Linked DNA regions of Homo sapiens: region 2 is linked to region 1. Evidence: chromatin contacts called from ENCODE Hi-C or POLR2A ChIA-PET data. All regions are on one chromosome and are shown on one strand. The core of a region is the stretch at or near the end of the contact, and the rest is flanking DNA. Distances in the headings are between cores, read along the strand shown.

What was found. A loop is a pair of places that touch in the nucleus more often than their neighbours do. ChIA-PET counts read pairs that join two places held with the same protein, here RNA polymerase II (POLR2A). Pooled maps may share reads with other maps.
Region 2: a pooled map shows a loop between it and region 1 (1.9-fold over the local background). The contact joins two enhancer-like sites. A Hi-C loop is called at or near these places in 1 of 168 maps with a recorded cell type or tissue (endothelial cell of umbilical vein) and 3 of 50 pooled maps. POLR2A ChIA-PET finds 5 or more read pairs at or near these places in 8 of 52 experiments (A549, OCI-LY7, Panc1 and 3 more).

Annotation. Positions count from the first base shown.
Region 1 is chr22:24,972,545-24,976,311 of GRCh38, reverse strand. All of the region lies in intron 1 of KIAA1671, which reads right to left. Among named protein-coding and RNA genes, the nearest start is that of KIAA1671, 22 kb to the right of the region's middle. Within about 2 kb of position 2,256, at least 3 of the 41 ENCODE cell types and tissues checked have a DNase peak (open chromatin) inside an H3K27ac peak, as active enhancers do.
Region 2 is chr22:25,047,393-25,050,873 of GRCh38, reverse strand. KIAA1671 reads right to left here. Exons shown (of 13, transcript NM_001145206.2): 6 at 1,510-1,644. Among named protein-coding and RNA genes, the nearest start is that of KIAA1671-AS1, 64 kb to the left of the region's middle. Within about 2 kb of position 2,018, at least 3 of the 41 ENCODE cell types and tissues checked have a DNase peak (open chromatin) inside an H3K27ac peak, as active enhancers do.

The DNA of each region.
Region 1 (3,767 bases), core at 1,007-3,506:
TCTAAAAAGGAAAGCTTCCAAAAGAAAGGCAGGAACATCCAGACAGCCTTGTTAGGGCTGGGATCCAATGCCCACCCCTGGGGGTTCTGCTGTCTTGCTCCATAAACAGGGAACTGCCGAATGTGGAGCAATCCTTCCCAGGGGGATGTGCCCGGCTCAGTGTTCCCAGCTGCAGCAGGGCCAAGCGCCTGCAGTCGCTGGCTACGGGTGGGGAGTGGGAAGACCAGGCTGTCTGAGGCCCTAGAGACCAGAAATCCACAAACTCACTCGGTTCCCAGTCCCACCCCAATGCCCGCCTCTTCCCACAAGGCATACAGTAGCCACACGGGAAGCCCACGCTGAATAGTGGCGGGGAGTGTGGATGGTGCGGGGAAACCCATCTCTGCTGCTGGACAAATTAACCAAAGCTCTCATCTCCTGCTGGTGAGTCAGCAGCATCCCCAAGTGCAAAGGGAGGCCAGGGGAATAGAATGAAATTGGCAGGGAATTTGGATCCCCCGCTCTGCACCATCCTTGGCTATATTTCCTTGGTGGAGTCAATTCCCTCTCTGAGCCTCAGTTTTCTCATCTGGAAAAAGAGATCAATACTGCCTGTCTGATGGGATCCTCCTGAGGTTGAACCCTATGAAATTCTGGTATCTGCCATTCTTGACCTACGAAAATGGCAATTTCATATATTTCAATATGTGCATGGGTACAGCACATAGGTGACAGCAATAAGCACTGGTCACAGCCAGGCGCAGTGGCTCACAGCTGTAATTTCAGCACTTGAACTCAGAAGCCTGAGCAACAGAGCGAAACTCCATCTCTACTGAAAATCAAAAAAATTAGCCAGGCATGGTGGCACACACCTGCACCCCAGCTACTTAGGAGGCTGAAGCAGGAGGCTTGCTTGAGCCCAGGAGGTCGAAGGTGCAGTGAGCTAGGATTGCACCACTGCACTCAAGCCTGGGTGACACAGTGGGATGCTGTCTTGAAAAAAAAACTGAAAAAAAAAAAAAGAATCACTGATACTTGTTATGACATGAATGACCTCAAAAACATTCTGCTAAGTTAAATATGCCAGTCACAAAAGGTCACATATTGTATGATCTAATTTACATGAAATGTCCAGAACGGGCAAATCCATAGAGAAAGTAGATTAGTGGCTGTGTAAGGCCGAGGAGGAAACTGGTGAAGGGGCACCACTAATGGGTATGGGGTTTCCTTTTGGAGGTGATGAAAATGTTCCAAAATCAGTCATGGTTGAGAGTTGCACATATCTATGAATATACTAAAAACCACTGAACTGTGCACTTTAAAGAGGTGAGCTGGGCTGGGCTGGATGTGGTGGCTCACGCCTGTAATCCCAGCACTTTGGGAGGCCGAGGCGGATGGATCACCTGAAGTCAGGAGTTTGAGACCAGCCTGACCAGTGTGGTGAAACTCCACCTCTACTAAAAATACAAAAATTAGCCAGGCGAGGATGGCGTGCACTTGTAGTCCCAGCTACTCGGGAGGCTGAGACAGGAGAATTGCTTGAAGCCGGAAAGTTGAGGTTGCAGTGAGCCGAGATCACGCCATTACACTCCAGCCTGGGCAACAGAGCAAGACACCCGTCTCAAAAAAAAAAAAAAAAAAAAAAAAGAGGTGAGCTGGATGATAAGTGAATTATATCTCAATAAGGCTGTACTGGAAAAGACAGAAGAGTTCAAGAAAAATGTTTGAAAAACAGCCCAGGTGGTATACACATATCAAGAAAATCCCGAAGTGATACAAGAATGACTGGAGTTTGGAGTTTAAACACGGAGCTCATGCATTAGCTTTACCTAGGTTCAAATCCCAGCTCCACCACCTCCTAGCCGACTGACCATGGGCTAATGACTTAAGCTCTCTCCACCTCACTTTCCTCATCTGGAAATAAGAATAGTTCCTGCCTCATGGTGTCACCATGAGAACTAAAGGACCTAACACAGTACCTGGCATGTCCTAATGGGTTAACAAACGGTAGCATTGGTACCTGTCACCATCATCACATCACACACTAAAGCTCATGGAGGGGGTGAGACCTGCCCAATGTCACAAGGCTGGGAAAAGTCAGGCTGGAAACCTGAACTTCAGTCCTCAGCTTACCCAGAAGTTCTATCTCCCACGCAGCTGAGAGGCCTCACCCAAACCTGCCCCACCCAGACCCAAGTCCGGCTGATAAATCCTTTCCTGAAAGGGAGCAGAGCCTGCAAATCAGCCAATCATTTGCTGAGGGCCTGCCAGGTGACAGGGCCTCCCAGAGCTGGTGAAAGTCCCGTTGTGCAAACCACCAAAGGAGGTGCAGCTGGGCAGAGGGTGGGCAGAGCCAGGCCCGGGTCTACACGGCACATTCAGCACCGGCTTGCTACTATTATTATTAATATACAGTCATCACTATTATTCAGCATCATTATTATTTTCACCCAGATTTTTGGGAGGACCTTATTAGTCATTCATTTGACAAATATTTATTAAGTGTCCCTACTATGTGCCAGAAACTGTACTTGGGACATGGCAGGGAGCAAAGTCCCTGCCCTCCTGGAGCTTCATATTTCCATAGTAGAGACAGATATTATTAGATAAACAAATATATAAATAATTATATGCAATAACCAGGCATGGTGGCTCATGCCTGTAATCCTAGCACTTTGGGAGGCCGAGGCAGGCAGGTCACTTGAGGTCAGGACTTAGAGACCAGCTTGGCCTAGTAGAGACAATCCTGTCTCTATTAAAAATACAAAAAAATTAGCCGGGCATGGTGGCACATGCCTGTATCCCAGCTACTTGGGAGGCTGAGGCAGAATTGCTTGAACCGGGAGGTGGAGGTTGCAGTGAGCCGAGATCACGCCATTGCACTCCAGCCTGGGCAACACAGCGAGACTCCGTCTCAAAAAAAAAAAAAAAAAAAAAAAAAAACCATCATATGCAGTTTGGGGTCTGTACTGAGAGGAGCGAGAGCAGGGAATGGGCGGGTCATGGGGAGGACTGTCCTTTCCTGTGTGCCACCACCCTCCCCACCTGCACAGATGTAGCTTCCTCACTGGCCTCCGGGCCTCCACTTCTGCCCCTGAGCACAAGTCCATTCCCTTTTCAGCAGTCAGGGTTTTTTAAAAGCCCAAACCGAGTCCTGCCATGAAGGGCAACTGCAGTTAAAATGAACCCCACATTGCCCTGCACTAGCCTGGCCCCCTGAACCTCTCCCCCTTGCTCCCTGTGCCTTCAGGTCTTCCAGCACAATGCCCAGCTTGCTCCTGCCTGGGGGCCTTTGCACTTGCCGGTCCTGCTACCTACAACACTCTCCCCGTGGGCTCTTCAGATGGCCCCTTTGTCTCCTTCAGGTCTCAGCACATAGGTCACTTCCTCCCAGAGCCCTCCCCTAGCCACCCCATCGAAAGCAGACACCGTCTTCCACATTACCTTCTTTTATTTTCACCATCGCTCTTAATCATTATCTGAAGTTCTGGTTTATGAACGGACTTTTGTGCCTGCTTCTCCCCACTAGAATGTCAGGACTACGAAGGCACTGAACCCTGCTGCATCCTTGGTGCCCAGAACAGTGCCTGGCACAGAGTAGGTACTTAACAAATATTGTTAGATGAGATGGATGGATGGATGAAAGAAAGAGCTGGAAGGAAGGAAGGAAGGGAGGGAGGGAAGGAGGGAGGGAAAGAAAGAAATAAAGAATAAGTGGATGGAATGGAAGGTAGTAGATGGAAAGAAGGAAGAAAGTACAGGTATGTGGATGGAAGGAAAGATGAATG
Region 2 (3,481 bases), core at 769-3,268, 75 kb before region 1:
AGCTATCTGAGAGGGACTGGAGAAATAGCTGAGAAAGAAGTCAATGGAAGGGAATGTTTATCAAAAAATCCAGGCAGGTTTCAAATGTGTGTGAATCTTTGGCTAGGATCTGGATCCTCGAGGAAAATTCCTGGGCTGCTCAGTAAACACCTAGCTGGGATCTGAGTTCCTCCCCGGCCCGTCTCCCTCAGCCCCACAGTCGGGCTCACGTTGTGGCTGTTCTGCATCACTCCTAGCACAAACCATGCCAGGGTATCTTCTTTACCCCCATTTTACAGAAGTGGAAACTGAGGTTCAGGAAAGCAAAGTTTCTTGCCTGTGGCCATAAAACTGGAAGGGATGGACTCTCAATGGAGCTTCAGCACAAAATCATATGTCTCCAAAACGTGAGACCAGGCCCAGGTATCCCTGAAGCTTGTGGAGCTGAGCAACCAAAGAGGCCTTTGTGGGCAGAAGTGTCGCTGCCTTAGGAGCCCTGTCTTCGATGCCCCTGTATAGGACCTGGGCCGGAAAGGGGCTTCATGAGCAAGTGCAAAACTCCAAACAGCATGGAACTAAAGTCCGAAAAGAAACTCACTGGAGGTGGCGAAGCCCTGGAACCCATGTGGGCACACTGAAGCTCTGAATGGGACAGCTGTCCCTGGGGCCTGCTCAGTGTGTACTCACCTCCTTTCACAAGTAAGGAAACAGGATGAGGGGGAAGAGGGCACAAGGACACAGAGATAAGCAAGAGCCAGAGGGAGACTTGAAAACAAGGACAGTCGTACCAGTAACAGCAAGAGTAATAATTATGTGACGATGACACTTATTGTTTGCTATGTACCCAGAAGCATGCTAAGCACTTCATGAATTCTCTCATCTGAGCCCCACATCAGCCCTGTAAAGTAGATACTATTATTATCCCCATTCTACAGATGAGGAAACTGAAGCCAGAGGCCAGCCCAAGGTCACACGTGAATGTATGCAGATCCGGGACTTGAACCCAGGCAATCTGGCTCTGGAACCAGCTTTCTGCTGCCTCCTGTTATCACCATAACTGTCAGTTCCTAAATGTGTTATGACGTGCTGGGCCCCACACACACTTTTATTCCATCCTCGCAACACAGCTAGATAGGAATCAAGATCCTGTTTTCCAGGTGAAGAAACTGAAGTGCAGCGAAATTAAGTAAATTGCTCAAAATCTCAAAGAGGTTGACAGGAGACCGTGCTGGGATTGGAACCCAGGACTTTCCAACACCAGTCTATGTTCCCTTAACCACTCCATGCCAGGCAGTGCTGGGCTGGAAACTCAAGAGGAAGAAGGTTTCCCCAGCAGAGCCACCAAACACCCTCCACATCAAGAACCACAACACAGCTAGTCAGGTGACACCAGATTCCTGGACAGTTGCCTGCTGCCCTCAACCCCGTCAGGGCCCTGGGCTGTCCAGATGCTCCACCAACCACATTCACAGCAGTGTCCAGCAACCAGCACCCCTGTGCAATCCTCTCCAGCCATGTTGCATCACTCACCACAAAGGGCCCACTCCTCCTGTCTTTGCAGAAGCTGTGGCTTCTCCAGGGAACCGAGGCCACAGGGGACACCTGCTGGAGCGGTCGCTCCTTCTCCTGGGGGGCATCCTCCTTCTCCAGGTCCCGTGGCAGCACCTGAAACACAGAGCACAAGAAAAGGACTTTACTGGGAGCCTTCTCATTTACAGGAAAAAATATATTATGCCAAGAGTCCATTCTGTACCAAAAAGGGCAAAGAAGAAAATTAAACCCCCAGAAATCCCCCACTTTAATGATCAGAGGTAACATGTAGGGCGGTAGCTCTGGGTTCCAGTGGCCCAGCCTCAGCCATTTAATAACTGTGTGACCTCAGGTGGGTGCCTCAACCTCTCTGAGCCTCAACTATCTGGGAAAGGAACCCCATGATGACAGCACCCAGCTTCTAGGCGCTAAGAAACAGCACATGGAATGTACATGATGCAGTATAGCCACCAGGGGGCAGACGTGCACAAGTCCTGGGCACCTGGCTTGGCTTACCCTAGCCTCCTCCATCCCTGGCACCTGGGGAGCCCTCCATAAATGCTGGCTGGCCTCATTACTGCCAGTGGTCATTCTTGGTGACCTTATTTTAATCATCTCTTTATGCACCCAAACACACATGCATAGACACAGAGAAACGGTGCATGAACAGCACAGCACCTCCAGTACATCTACTTGGAATCCTGCTGTTTTTTTCCACTTAGTTATATATAGGGGAAACATTCACAGGCCAGGACTCCAGGATGCATATTTTATATGCTTCACACTCTCCCTGCGTGGACAAGGAAACAAAGGCCCAGAGATGGGAGGGAGCTGCTTAAGAACACACAGCACCAGGAAGAGGAAGACTGGATTTCTAATCCCTTCCCTCACAGCCTCTTTTCTGGATGCCTTCAGAGACCCTCTGGTTTTCCTCCTAACCCCCTGGCTCTTTTTGATCAGTGTCCCCACATGTCCCAGGCCAGCCGCAGAGCCATTTCTCCTTTTGCTACATCATTCCCTCTGGGATCTCTCTTCACGCCCCCCATGGCTTTAAATAAATCCCATCTACACCCAGATGCCTGCCAATTCTGTTTCTCAGTGTTGGAACTCCAGACTCGGAGATCCCACTGCTCACTCAACATCTCTTGGAAGCTCACACTCATCTCAGATCCACGTGCTCAAAACATGCGTCTTGATTCCATCTCTCCACAGTTGCTCCTCCCACACCTTGCCCATCCATCCCCCAGCTGGGGAGGCCAAGACCTTCGGGTTGCCCTCCATTCTCCTCCCCATTCTCTCCCACTTTTCTCCACTGCATCAGCAAAGCTGAGACTCTACCTGCAAAACATGCTGCAAATCTGACATACTATATACCAAAATCAACTTGAAATAGATCAAAGACCTAAATGTAAGAGCTAAAGCTAGAAAACTCTTAGAAGAAAATAGAGGTGTAAATCTTCAAGAGCTAGGCTTAGGCAGTGATTTCTTAAATATGATACCAAAGGCATAAACAACAAAAGAACAATAAATAAAATAGACTTCTTCAAAATTAAAAACTTTTGTGCTTTAAAGGGTACCATTAAGAAAGGGAAGGCCAGGCGCAGTAGCTCATGCCTGTAATCCCACCACTTCGGGAGGCCGACGCAGGTGGATCACCTGAGGTCAGGAGTTTGAGACCAGCCTCGCCAACATGGTGAAACCCCGTCTCTACTACAAATACGAAAATTAGCCAGGCATGGTGGCGAGCGCCTGTAATCCCAGCTACTTGGAAGGCTGAGGCAGGAGAATTGCTTGAACCCAGGAGGTGGAGATTGCAGTGAGCCGACATCACACCACTGCACTTCAGCCTGGGCAATAGAGTGAGACTCCATCCATCTCAAAAAAAAAAAAAAAAAAAGGAAAAGAGGCCAGGCATGGTGGTGGTGGCGGCTCACGCCTGTAATCCTAGCACTTTGGGAGGCCAAGGCAGGTT